2 separate regions of the Homo sapiens genome follow, and region 1 is linked to region 2. A link is a contact called in ENCODE Hi-C or POLR2A ChIA-PET data. All regions are on one chromosome and are shown on one strand. The core of a region is the stretch at or near the end of the contact, and the rest is flanking DNA. Distances in the headings are between cores, read along the strand shown.

What was found. Hi-C counts contacts between places; a loop is a spot of excess contacts on that map. ChIA-PET counts read pairs that join two places held with the same protein, here RNA polymerase II (POLR2A). Pooled maps may share reads with other maps.
Region 1: a loop to region 2 is called in a map of natural killer cell, with 3 times the contacts of the local background. The contact joins two enhancer-like sites. A Hi-C loop is called at or near these places in 2 of 168 maps with a recorded cell type or tissue (natural killer cell and right lobe of liver) and 1 of 50 pooled maps. POLR2A ChIA-PET finds 5 or more read pairs at or near these places in 2 of 52 experiments (H1 and activated CD8-positive, alpha-beta memory T cell).

Annotation. Positions count from the first base shown.
Region 1 is chr2:234,075,263-234,082,390 of GRCh38, reverse strand. SPP2 (secreted phosphoprotein 2) reads right to left here. Exons shown (of 8, transcript NM_006944.3): 8 at 5,257-5,546. Among named protein-coding and RNA genes, the nearest start is that of SPP2, 28 kb to the right of the region's middle. Within about 2 kb of position 4,595, at least 2 of the 41 ENCODE cell types and tissues checked have a DNase peak (open chromatin) inside an H3K27ac peak, as active enhancers do; they include natural killer cell, where a contact is called at or near this core.
Region 2 is chr2:233,989,149-233,996,473 of GRCh38, reverse strand. TRPM8 (transient receptor potential cation channel subfamily M member 8) reads right to left here. Exons shown (of 26, transcript NM_024080.5): 22 at 1-148. Among named protein-coding and RNA genes, the nearest start is that of SPP2, 58 kb to the left of the region's middle. RefSeq lists an enhancer at 5,898-5,947. Within about 2 kb of position 5,778, at least 4 of the 41 ENCODE cell types and tissues checked have a DNase peak (open chromatin) inside an H3K27ac peak, as active enhancers do; they include natural killer cell, where a contact is called at or near this core.

The DNA.
Region 1 (7,128 bases), core at 3,346-5,845, 87 kb before region 2:
GTATTGTGCCGTGATTTCTACAGAGGTGAGAGCTGAGAGGGAATCCTGGCAGTGCCCACATTCTGCAACTCCACAAGTGGGGACAGGTGTGCTCCACTCAAAAAAGCCACCATTCTCTTTGTTTAACAGAAAATTAATGACACACCTGGATTCCGGCTTGAAGGAAGTAGATCATGTTTGTTTTCAGAAACAGGCTCGGCTGAGGGTGCAGAGTATGTGGGTCCCACAGCCTCCGTCTGCATCTTCCATGACGTCTCTGTTGCTGCCTACAGCCGTGTTCCTTACTACGTGTGTTTCTATTTCTACTGGTCTGCTAATGCCCAAGGAAAGGCAGTGCTCTGAAAAGGCATGGGCTGAGCTGGGGCCTGGTAGCCAGGTTAATGATGGAATTGGCTCCCACCATCCCAAAGGACACATTTCTAAAACACATGAGATAGTTCCAATGCCAGTACCCCTTACACACCCCAGCACTCTCCTGGACCAATGATCGTTGCCAAGCAAAGATCTAATATTCCGATGCCAGTACCCCTTACACACTGCAGCACGATCCTGGGCCAACGACCATTGCTAAGCAAGGATCTAACATTCCAGGCCTAGTATTTGTTTGCTACTATTCTCTCTCTCCGGAAGAAAGTGAAATAAAAATGAAGAATATTATTGCCAACTTTCCAGAAGAAAGTGGAAGGAAAAGCCTTGGAAAAGGATGCTGAATTCAAAGATTAGCAGATTACAAAAATATGTAAATTAATATATATTACTTTATATATAGTTAATATTCTATTCAGACCATAAAGAAAAATCACACCTGCCTTCCGTGGATGTTTAAAGATGGGTCCTTTACAGAGGAAGTCAAATTGTCCCTGTTTGCAGATGACATGATTGTATATCTAGAAAACCCCATCGTCTCAGCCCAAAATCTCCTTAAGCTGATAAGCCATTTCAGAAAAGTCTCAGGATACAAAATCAATGTGCAAAAATCACAAGCATTCTTATACACCAATAACAGACTAACAGAGAGCCAAATCATGAGTGAACTCCCATTCATAATTGCTTCAAAGAGAATAAAATACCTAGGAATCCAACTTACAAGGGATGAGAAGGACCCCTTCAAGGAGAACTACAAACCACTGCTCAATGAAATAAAAAAGGACACAAACAAATGGAAGAACACTCCATACTCATGGATAGGAAGAATCAATATTGTGAAAATGGCCATACTGCCCAAGGTAATTTATAGATTAAATGCCATCCCCATCAAGCTACCAATGACTTTCTTCACAGAATTGGAAAAAACTACTTTAAAGTTCATATGGAACCAAAAAAGAGCCCGCATCGCCAAGTCAATCCTAAGCCAAAAGAACAAAGCTGGAAGCATCACGCTACCTGACTTCAAACTATACTACAAGGCTACAGTAATCAAAACAGCATGGTACTGGTACCAAAAGAGAGATATAGACCAATGGAACAGAACATAGCCCTCAGAAATAATACCACACATCTACAACCATCTGATCTTTGACAAACCTGACAAAAACAAGAAATGGGGAAAGGATTCCCTATTTAACAAATGATGCTGGGAAAACTGGCTAGCCATATGTAGAAAGCTGAAACTGGATCCCTTCCTTACACCTTATACAAATATTAATTCAAGATGGATTAAAGACTTAAATATTAGACCTAAAACCATAAAAACCCTAGAAGAAAACCTAGGCAATACCATTCAGGGCATAGGCATGGGCAAGGACTTCATGTCTAAAACACCAAAAGCAGTGGCAACAAAAGCCAAAATTGACAAATGGGATCTAATTAAACTAAAGAGCTTCTGCACAGCAAAAGAAACTACCATCAGGGTGAACAGGCAACCTACAGAATGGGAGAAAATTTTTTGCAATCTACTCATCTGACAAAGGGCTAATATCCAGAATCTACAAAGAAATCAAACAAATTTACAAGAAAAAAACAAACAACCCCATCAAAAAGTGGGTGAAGGATATGAACAGACACTTCTCAAAAGAAGACATTTACGCAGCCAACAGACACATGAAGAAACACTCATCATCACTGGCCATCAGAGAAATGCAAATCAAAACCACAATGAGATATCATCTCACACCAGTTAGAATGGCAATCATTAAAAAGTCAGGAAACAACAGGTGCTAGAGAGGATGTGGAGAAATAGGAACACTTTTACACTGTTGGTGGGAGTGTAAACTAGTTCAACCATTGTGGAAGACAGTGTGGTGATTCCTCAGGGATCTAGAACTAGAAATACCATTTGACCCAGCCATCCCATTACTGGGTATATACCCAAAGGAATATAAATCATGCTGCTATAAAGACACATGCACACGTATGTTTATTGCGGCTCTATTCACAATAGCAAAGACTTGGAACCAACCCAAATGTCCAACAATGATAGACCGGATTAAGAAAATGTGTCACATATACACCATGGAATACTATGCAGCCATAAAAAATGATGAGTTCATGTCCTTTGTAGGGACATGGATGAAGCTGGAAACCATCATTCTCAGCAAACTATCACAAGGACAAAAAACCAAACACCACATGTTCTCACTCATAGGTGGGCATTGAACAGTGAGAACACTTGGACACAGGAAAGGGTTGTGGGGTGGGGGGAGGGGGGAGGGATAGCATTAGGAGATATACCTAATGTAAATGATGAGTTAATGGGTTTAGCACACCAACATGGCACCTGTATACATATGTAGCAAACCTGCATGTTGTGCACATGTACCCTAGAACTTAAAGTATAATAAAATATATATATGTAAATATATATATATATATATATATAAAATAATAAAGATGGGTCCTTTACTAGACCAGAGTGTTGGAGGTTTTAGGGACAGGAGGCGATGCCGTGGAGAGACTACAGAGATGGAAGGGACTTCACAACCCGGACACCAAAACCAAACAAAGACGGCATAGAATAAACTACAGTCAGTTCTCACTTAGGGAGCTTAATATAAACAACCTGAATGAAACAGTGGCGTATTTACAGAGTAGTAAACCATGACCAAGTGGGGTTGTCCCAAGAAAGCAAAGATGGTTTAATAAGATGATTTGTTAACAATTCATTCTACTTTTTTTAATCAAAGAAGAACAAAATGAGATAATTTCAAGACATTTAATAAAGTTCAATATACATTTATGTTGTAAGCTCTTAATAGTGGAAGAACAGATGCAACTTTAATGTGCTTAAAAATATAGACCCTCGTACACCAAAACAGAAGTCAGCATTGTCCACGGTGAAACACTAAAATGCTTCTTAGAATGGAACGGGACACAGAGGAGTCTATCATCACCCTGTAATTTAGTCCTGTTGGAATAGACTCATCAAAGAAATAGGAAAAAGAAAGAAATAAAGTTTAAAAAAATGAAAAGAAGGCAAAATTAATATTATTTGAAAAAGTTATGGTTGTAATACATGGAATATTCAAGAGTGTCAGCTGAAAATCTATTATTAACACTACGAAAAGTCAGCAGGAAGAGAGGCCAAAATCCTAATATAAGTTAGTCAATTTTATATTATGAAATATAATGACAAAAGATCCCACTTATAATAACAATGAAAAGAATTATAGCAATAAATAAATCTTAAGGGAAATATGCAGAACACATATGAGAAAATTCTTAAACTCCAGAGGGGCATAAAGGAAGACTTTAGTACATGGAAATGTATATTTCAGTCTTATGGAGCAAAACTCAAAAATCCAAAAATGTCATGTTTTTCTAACTTAATTTGTAAATTTGATGTAATTAATTTGATTTGAAATGCTATCAGAGTTTTCTTCATAACCTGACAAGCTGATCCTACAGTTGAAATAAAATAAGCATATGAAAATATTCAGGAAAGTTCTGGAAAAATTATAGAAGAATCAGAGTGAGATAGGGACTAGCTTTATCAGACATTTAAAAGCTGTAACAAGTAAAGCAGTTTGCTATGGAGCAGAATTAAATAGTCACATCTACACCCAGGCACAAATGACTGATAATGACTTAGTGTAATATTCATCCAGGAAATAGTTTTCAAGGGTTCATGATGTCTTCAGACACTGCCATGGTAATGCATGTGGGTTTCAGTCCCCAGCAGGAGACTGTGATTAGTTTGGGAGATTCTCACATCCTCAAATTCTTTCACTGCTCAATCAACCCCAAAGCAGACCCGGCTCCAGGAACGGAACCAATTTGGAGCACATTTCTAAGTGGCTTGGGGAACAGAAGCCCCAGTCCTCTGGATCTCTTCCTGGCAATACCTGCTTTGATAGAAAGCTCGCTTTGCTATAGATTCCCTAGACTGCGAAACCTGGAGGAAAAGCAGCAACAAGGGTATTTTATGGGGACACTGATGACTGTGATACCTCTTACTCCTTAGCCACCAGATAATTCTTTTACTAATAAACTTTATTTTTTAGACCAGTGTTAGGTTTCTTAAAAAGTTGAGCAGAAAATACAGTGAGTTCTCAGATAGCTCCTTCCCCCACCCTAAACCTCACCCCACAGAATTTCCTCTACCATTAACATCTCGCACGAGTGTGGAGTATTAGGGTGTGCGCTCTGTGTCACACATCCTCCGGGTTTTCACAGTGCATAATGTCATGCATCTCCCATTTCAGTATCATACAGAGCAGTTTCACTGTCCTGAAAGTCCCCTGAGCTCCATGGATGATTTTTCAAAATTAAAATCAGAAATAGGCCGGGTGCGGTGGCTCACACCTGTAATCCCAGCACTTTGGGAGGGCGGATCACGAGGTCAGGAGATCGAGACCATCCTGGCTAACACGGTAAAACCCTGTCTCTACTGAAAATACAAAAAAATTAGGCAGGTGTGGTGGCACACGCCTGTAGTCCCAGCTACTCGGGAGGCTGAGGCAGGAGAATGGCATGAACCTGGGAGGCAGAGCTTGCAGTGAGCCGAGATTGCACCATTGCACTCCAGCCTGAGTGACAGAGCGAGACTCCGTCTCAAGAAAACAAACAAAGAAACAAAAATTAGACATAAAGAGAAAAACAGAGCTCTTCTGACACTGAACTGCTTGCTTTTCTAACAACAAGAAATTTACAACCATTTTAAATTGACCTGAAATACGCCAGTCACTTTGAGAGTCCTCAACTCCTAAAATCCTTAGCTAACACCAATCTTATTAGTTTCTCATCAAAAAATTTCATAGTTAATGTTACTTTAAAAACAACAACAACAACAACAACAACCAGGCAACGAAAGAAAAAGTCTTACAGGAAAAATAAGGCATTTATTACAGATTGAAACTGATCAGAAGAAAAATCACAGAATTCACAAAATCATTCTTTGTTGGAACTTTTCTTCCTTCCATTGCATTTTGCTGTTAAGAGAAAAGGAGTGTGAGGGTCAGACCACCGTGGCATGCGTTCACATTCCAGCTTTGGAGGCCAGGGACCCAGGACTCCTGGGAATTATTCAAAACCAGATCCGATGATACCAGACACTAGAGCAGCTATGCAAAGCAGCAGCTCCTTGAACAAACCAAAAGGGCGAGGGACACCTGCAGGAGGAAGAACAGGTAACTGGGTCTGGGGAGCAGATACACAACCCCAGAAAGGAAGCTCAAATCTCTCATAAAGGGAAGAATCAAAGAGACCCCAAGCAGAGGCTGCAGCCAGGTGTTGGGCCCCAGGCAGGTCTATGAAGGTGTTTGTGGTGTGAGGTAAGGAAGGAAGGAACCAAGCAAAAGCAAAAGAGTAGGTTGGCCACAGCTGCCACCGTGTGCGGGTGTGGGGCTGGAGATCAGGATACGCCATCCAGCCATTCATCCATTTATCAGTTCATCTGTTCAATAAACATGTATGCACTGAGCATTTGCTGGGGGTTACAAAGATCAATGAGGCATAGTTTTGACCTCAAAAACCTCCCACAACCTAGTGAAGGGGGTGGAAGTAGTTAGAGTACAGCTTGATAAATGCCAATTCCAGAGACGCCTATGTGCAGGAAACCCGAGGAAAAGGGTTCCTGAAGAGGGCATGTAAGCTGAACTCGGAGGATAAGATGGGGCGGGGATACTGTATCCCAGCAGAGGGGGCCTGAGAGTGGAGGTGAGACCCAGACTGGGACCCCGGGAGAACAGTCAGCTGTGTGAGGTTCTCCCATGTGACTCGGGAGACAGAAGCAGCACTCAAGGCTGGGGACAGTGGGCGCACACTGTCGGGTGTGTGGGCGAGGACTGTTGAGGCTCACACTCTGAGGGAGCTCATCCCCATCCTCCAGCACAGCAAGACCCCAGACTCATTATAAGATGACTCTGATGACAGTGCACAGGTGCCTTTGAGGGAAACAAGACACAGCCACCAGGAAAATGCTGAACATAGCAGGCTAGAGATGCAGCTGGAACTGGAGCCAACAGCTCGAAAAGGACAGAGCTGTGAAACATTTCGGAGCAAGGATTAGCAGACCTCGGTGACCAACTGGGTGAGGTGGGGAGGAGGTCTGAGATGCATCTGCTTCAGGCCTGGGGGACCTTGGAAGATGAGTTGGAGACAGGGGGAAGAGTGAGTCTCCGAGGGAAGAATTGCATTTTGAACGTGGTGTGGAATACCCAGACGGAGGTGTCTGGCAGGCTGCCATTGATTGGAGTCCAGGCTGGAGGGACAGTGTGGAGGAGAGGGGGAAGAATCCCCAGACAGCTGGGTGTCAAAGCCCTGGGGGTGCTTGGCATCACCCAGGAGAGGGAAGGCCATGAGCAGAAGGAGAGCTGAGGCTGGAACCCTGGGTAACATCATGGTTTCAGGGGCAGCAGGAAGAAGCCGGTCTGTGAAGAGTAAGAAGTCTTGGCCTGAGAGGGGACCAAATCTCAGAGGTCAGAGGGTTTCAAGAAAGAAGGAGTGGTCACCCACATCCAACGCGGCCGTGAGGTCCAGGAGGAGAAGGGGTGGACATGGGGATAGGACAGCAGTGAAGTGGCTACAGAGCAGGGCGGTGACGGGTGCAGGAGGAGAGACTGCCTGAGGCCCTGGGGAACTAATGCAGATGGTGTTTTTAAAAAGACAGGATGAGAAGAGATCAACGGAGAGTAATGAGAAGCTAGGGATAAACGAGGGGCCAGGAACCCACTCAGCAGTCAATCCTCATTA
Region 2 (7,325 bases), core at 4,529-7,028:
GAAGCACTTCTTCACCACCATGTAGAAGTAAGCGAAGACGATGAAGGGGAAGGGGATATTGAGGCGGCTGCAGTACTCCTGCACCAGGAAGTACCTCTGGAACTTCCAGACCTGGTCATTGTTCTCCTGGACGGTGCCCACCGTGTAGCTGGTGAGGGAAGAGAGAAGGCCAAGACTTAGCATTGCGCATGCCTCATCGCTAAACTGCCTAGTATGGTAATAGTGGTATTAAGCTATTACTGCAATAGCTTAAGTACAGACAGGAGAGAAGAATCCAGAGTGATACACGAGCCAAAATAACTCAGCAGGAAGTGAAAGTGACCTTCAATTCATGCTGGGTCAAAAGTGTGTCTGGCTTTTGGTGGTTTTTTTTTTTTTTTAATCACAAAAAAATGCTCAACAAACTTTAAAATTATTTTATTTCAAGATCTTTCAATGATTCTCTTTTTTTATTCATTTCTTATGATGTTAGATACAAAGTGGTCCAAGATGTCAACACCCTTGGGACTAGCATGGTGGCCCTCATCCATGTCTAAGTGTAAACAGCCTGAGAAGAAAACAGCTTGTTAGTGTTTATCAAGAGCCTTAAAAATGTTCATCCCTTTGACCCAATGACTTTACTTCTGGGAATCTACCCTAAGAATAAGGAAATACTAAGAAAAAATATATATGTAAATGAATATATATGCATGACTGTTGGCCACCAGCACCATATGTAACAGCTGCCCCCACCCCCTACTCAAAGAGAAAGAAAGAAACTAAATGTTCATCACTAAGAAAATGTGTCACACATTACGATTAATCAATATGATTACATTATGCAGCCATTAAAGTTATGAATAATTGTTTTATTATGGGGAAATGCTTATCATATATGTTAAGTGAAAATAATTAGGCTCAAACTTGTACTTACAATACGGTTTTGTTATGCAGATCTCAATTCACAAAGAGAAATAGATCAACCACAAATGGCAGTCACCTTGGGCATCATGTTTTGAGTGCTGTTTAGTCTCTTTTCCATTTGCTTTCCAGCATGAGGCAATGAGTATGAATTACTTCCATAATGATTAAAATGTTCATTTTGTGTCTTACTCCAAAACTGATAATGCCAAGGATTTCTCTGTTACAAATTAAACCAAAACTATAAAATAGCTAACACTTATTATAAACCAGACACTGTTCCAGCAGTCTGCTTAAATTAACTGGCTTAATCTACAAACAACTCTCTGATGTATGTCTATTATCTATGATGTCTATTATCATCTACAATGAACAGATCAGGAAATGGAGGCACAACAAAGGTAAGTGAATTGTCTGAGTCCTCCAGTTAGGAAGTGTTGAATTCGGGATTTGGACCCCGCAATCCAGCCCCACGTCTATTTGTTTCGCTGCTACATGATACCACCTCACAGAGGGGAGCAGGAAATGTTTTAAGCAATGCTCTATTTCAAAAAATGGGTTTGAGATATGCTTCATTTCAAAAGGATTTTACTGGGCCACTTGCTAGCTTAGCATTTTAGATAACTACAAAGCATATTACAATTTGCAAAGTTCAACCATCCAAGACATTTTTATTGCTAATATCAAATCATCCCTTCAAGAGCCAAAGAGGTGCAATGAACTGTTTGAAGGCAAATCCTGATGGGGGAAGCATTAAATTATCCAAATTCTGGGGAACATCCTCAATAAAGTCAGGCAGAAAAATCGATTACATATGTTACGAGACCTCATTCTTGCACCTTAGTACATTACATTAGACTTAAATATCTTAAGCAAAAAAAAATGTCGGATACCTACGCAAAACACTGACCAACACAGACAATGGTTATTGGCTTTGCTTAAAGTTTAGCTTTGTTTATCTTGGTGTTTAATGACGAATGGAACACCTCTGCAATCTACACTAGGGCCTGGATCCCGTGTAAGGCAGACTTGTAGCAGGTGCCTCTTGAACAGGGTGAGATCCTTAAAAGAAAAGGATTTCTGTTTATTAAACATCTCCTCCATGTAAGCTCCTATGCTATGCCTGTAAATTGGTTGGTTGACTGATCCTCACATCAACCCTGAGTGGTAGATTACTTAGGTGAAAAACAGCCAGGACTGGGATGTATTATAGTGCAGCCAGTCAAATCTAGCAGCCAGCCTGGCGTTTCTTCCAAATGTAGGTCAGGCTGCTTTGAGGCTAATAGCAAGCATCATCATCCACCCTTTCTAGTCCACAGCTGGTTCTGTTGCCTACAAAATGCACTGCATGTTTCTGCGGCTGCAACGAGACACGTGTGCATGCAGCAGCCCCCGATTAGGGAAGTTCAGGCTAAGAACTTGCCAGAAATCAGTTTACTACTTGGGCCAGAACAACTATTACCATTCAAATTATTGTCCCTAGAAGTAACTTGAAATATTCGAGTTTGGGGAATTTAACCTAAAAATAAGAAGAGATGAATGTGAAAATACTTTAAGCAATGTTGTATTTCCAAAAAAGAAATAGATGCTCTATTTCAAAAAAGGAAATAGAAATCTTTGACTATATATCTAGTCAAAAAATGGATTATACTGACTTCCCAAAACTCTAACACCAAAGAAAAAATCAAAACAACTGCATCCATTTTTGTGCATTGATGTTGTTTTCTGAGGTATTATTCCAAAGGAAGCAATAAGTCCTATTGAAAAGAGAAACTTCCAGGATGCTCAGAGCAGGGGAAAGCATTCTCTCTGGCAAGTGGGCCCCCCATCTTCCTCAGAGAGCTCAGAGTGGAAACGCAGCCCACAAGAGTCCAAGTAGGAAGAGATTTATTGCACCATGGCTTAAGTGGCCACTTGGAGTCAGGGAAAAACATGTCTTCTAGATCATCTAAAATAGGGATTGGAAAACTGCAACTTGGGACCAAGCCAAGCCCCCCACCTGTTTTTGTACAGTCCATGAGCTAAGAATGGCTTTTACAAAGCAGGGAGGTGCAGGTGGGTACAGCATCACTGAATACTGCTTCTTTTGACACATCTGACCAATGACCCTAGCTGGCCCTTACAGAGAAAGTCTGTGATCCCTGAGCTACAGTGCACGTAGGCCAGTGCCCATGAATAAGGCTTTGTGTTTGTATCATTCCCTACTTTTAAAGAGCTCTGCCTCATAGGTCACCAATCATTTGTTCCTCAGGACAACTGGGTTGACTGCACGGCCCCTCCTGCTGGAAGAGTAGCTTCCTCTGTACCTCAAGGGCAAAGGTGGATCCAGTGAGCAGCAATGCTTTCCCAGACAAATAGCAAGAACTCTTATGGGCATCCCAGGGGGTGTGAATGAACCAGCTGATAACTGGACATTAATACCCAAAAGCCGTTTTGCATAAATAATGCATATTCAGGATTGGCTAGGCTGAGATTTATTTATACACCGAGGTACAGCTGACCCATATGGCAGCAGCTTCCAAAATGTTCTTTTTCTCTCAAGTCAGTCCAGGACTCAGCCAAATAGACATGAGGGTTCTCCAGAGGGGGGCTCCTAATGGAGCGATGCTTCCACCTGCTTTCCTAAAACAATGTTTATATTCTGTAGACATTGTTTTCAAATTCTGTAAAGGGGAGACTGAACTCTGCAGAAAAGGATTTTCTGGGCCAGCACGTGCACACCCCCTCAGCAAAGCAAGCATTGTAGCAGCTTAGAGACCATCTCTCATGCCCAGGGTCTCACCCGCCCCATCTGAGATGGTTCTTAAAGTCTCCTTGACAACCAGTGGCCATCTGGTGTTGTCCCTGAGAGAATTCTGCAATTTTCCCTTTGTGCATCTCCAGCGATATCTTGTGCCCTTGGCGTCCTGTCCCTGGCAAACACCTAGCTGGCTGGAGACATGCAGTGACAGCTGAGGTCCATCTCCTGAAACCAGCTGAGCAGGAGAGGAGGAGGAAGGAGAGGCCATGCAGAGGGACAGCAGTTCAGAAACTCACTGAGAGTGGAAATGGTACCAAGAGGGAACAGACGTTTAGAATTCAGATCACTTTGTACATAAATGAAGTCCAGAAGTACCTTAAAAGAATAACACACCATGACCATGGAATAGGATGACTAAATATTAAGAACATTTATGTCATTCATCTTTTGTACAATGCATCATAATACTAGATCAAAGGGAAAAATAGCATTTCAATAACTGCTAGAAATCTTCTGGCAACATATAACATCCTTTTCTGATTAGGAAGAGAAAGAGAAAGGAGCTTAATAAACAAAAAAGAGGAGGAACTTTCCATGACATGATAAAAAGAAAAAAAAAGAAAAGTAATTTAGTAAGGAGACTCATTCCAGAATAAATAAGGAAAACTTTAATAACCTTCTTACGTACCAAAACGTAGTCACTGAAAAAACATAATAGAAAAAGTACCTTACTTTTTTCCCCCTACCATAAGTGGCTGGAAACAAATTAACAAGGAATCTGCCAGATCCATATGAAAAAGACCATAAAACTTTACTGGGAAATTATATATGTTTGAATAAATGAAAATCATAGCATTTCTTCTCAATAGTAAGATGCCAAATTCCCTTAAATGATTCTACAAACCTAACATCATCATAATAATATTCACAAGAATTTTTGGGGGAAGGAGAAAGAAGAAAGAATCCACAAGATAAGCCTTAGGCTCCTCTGTACAATTAAATATACAAGAAATGCCAGAAAAGTTTTGAATAAGAATAATGAGGGAAACTTGTACAACAGATGTTAGAACGCCTAAAAGAAAAAAATACTTCAGTAATCAAAGCCATTTGGTAGTAAAAACCAAAATACAAAGACAGATCCACAGAACAGAATGCAAAGTCTGCAAAAAATTCACAAGGAAAAAGTAGATGCTAAAACAATGGCAGAATTTTCAAATACACTGAAATACAAGAAACTTGTCAGCTAATTCCCTATCAGATGGACACCTCCTCCAAACTTTGCGTAGATTTCATGGATTTTCCTTTGTCGCTCCTTCCCCAGCACACAGGCAGTATCTAGCCAGTACTGCCCCATGGCCCGTGGTGACAGTGACTTTTCGCTCTCTCTGATGCGCTGGTGTGTATGTTAAACTGTGTAACACATCCTGGTTCCCCTCTCATTCTGCAACATCAAAAAAGCAGGTACAAAGCCAACAACAGCCAGCAGTAAGAGATGACAAGCGATTGGATCACACTGATTTTGGAATTGATAATTCAGGTTAGTATATTGCTAACAGAATAACCAACTAAGACTGTGCCATATACTTGCACGAAGACCCATGACATTTCTCTTCAACTTCAGGAAAAAGTCCAAATTCTTTAATATACTATAAAAGACTCTCCATAACCTAGCCCCTGCCTACATTTCCACCCTCCCCGGCTGCTGATTCCTCCCTAGACTAACATTATCTCCCCTGCTTCTACCTCTCCTACCAACACTTGGGGCTCTGGGTACATGATCTTTCAAGCAAACATCACCTCCACCTAGCTGCTGCTGCAGATCCTAGGCTCCCCCAGCCAACAATCTCACAATTAATAACTCCCTCCTCTGCAAATAGCCTCTCCATGCTGTTTGTATTACATTATATTATATATATTATATTCATATGTTTCCATGTCATCTCTTCCCTTAATATCAGGGACTTAACCTTTCTCTGCCTCCCACTCCTTACGTGTAAAATGGCAATAAGGCTGCACCTGAGGCAGGTTAGATGAGGTGGTCAGAGCCTCCCTTGACAGGAAACAAGAAACTTGTCAAATTGATGAAGAGAACAAACCACCTAACAGTGCACAGACCGCATCCTGAGCTCGTGGTTAGAACACCCTACAGCAAAAAGGCAGGAGCAGAAGAGAAAAATCCCCACATTTGTACAAGCACAGAAACCCGTGATTAGTGTCCTTGGGCTGACCTGTGCTCATTATAATAGTAAAAAACACACCCCCAGGTGGAGATTTAAAATGCTTATAAGACATGCGATGGATGTACTAGCATGTACAGCCACTGCACATGTGGACCTAAGAAACCACTCCTAACATGCTTAATAGCAACACCCCTTACCACCCCTTCATGAATAATCATGCAAATTTCCCATAAAGGGAGATCCCCCAGTATTAGACAGAGCTGTCTTGCCTTTGAGTGGCCCGTTCTGACCGGCTGCTAGAGTGTACTTTGGCTTTGCAGTCAACTCTCTTGCTTGCTTTTGCTTTTGACTCACTTTCAAATTATTTTCTGTCCCAAAGTCAAGAACCTGAACTAGCCCACCGGCTACACACCTACACAGAAATGAGTAATAATTAAATGAGGCGACCCCTGTAAAGCACTTGAACCTGTGCCCAGCATGGGAAAGCTTCAATAAATATTAGCTATTGTTACTATTACAATTATCTGCGCTCTTCTTTCTATTCTTTTCACCCCAATTCAATAACCTCCCTTAGACTGTTCACACAGCACTCAAACCTTTAGTTTGTATCAGGTCATTATTTTCTTCCTTCTACTTTTCTGCATGTTTATATTACTCCTAAGATCTGAAAAACATTTTTAGAAATTATTCTACAGCAGGACATGTTTGACGAGTCCTTTTCAGAACTGCCTGGGGTGAACTTATCTTCAGGGCACAATGCTTATAAATGCCCTAGCTCCTGGTAAGTCGACCTGGAGTCATTTACTGACTTTAAATTCACTTCCTGCCGCTGATAAGCCACACAGGCCCTGTGATCGATAATTTTAATGTAGAATAATCACAGATGTTCACATCCATTTCCTTTCTCTGTTGAATACCATCTAGAGAGCACTCCAATACTCCTTCAGAATTCCCAAAGGTACATTTGCATTGCAGTTAATAAGGTTGCCATTGTGTATGGTTAAGCTTTTAAATGAGTATTTTGATGTGGTGCCAGGGAAGGGTCACATCCTGGGGCCATCTGCTCACAGAGTAAGCCCTGAACAACTTTAAAAATGATCAGAAACAGTGTTCCAAGGATTTAACCTAAGGATAACAACACGGCGTCTCTCGCTGTTCTGGTGTCCCCAGACAGGTATTAGCCAGGAAAAGGCCTCTGGTTTAAGCCGGAGCTAATCGAGGAGGTTCCCCAAGGACAGGGATGTTGCAAGCTGTCACACTTAAGCACTGACTGGGGCAACAGTAGGATGTGATGCAGTGGCTCTGGCCTCGTGGGGAAGAGACCTGAGTTAAGCCAGATAACGCGCGGCCAGGACCACAGACGCTGAGCTGCTGGGACTTCATCTCCTTCACCTGAAAGTGACAGACGAGGCTCCCATCTTTCTCAGCTCCAAATTCAATCATTTCATTATCAAAATGCAGGTAATGGATTACAAAAGTGCCCGGTTCTCATGAATGGCTCCTTC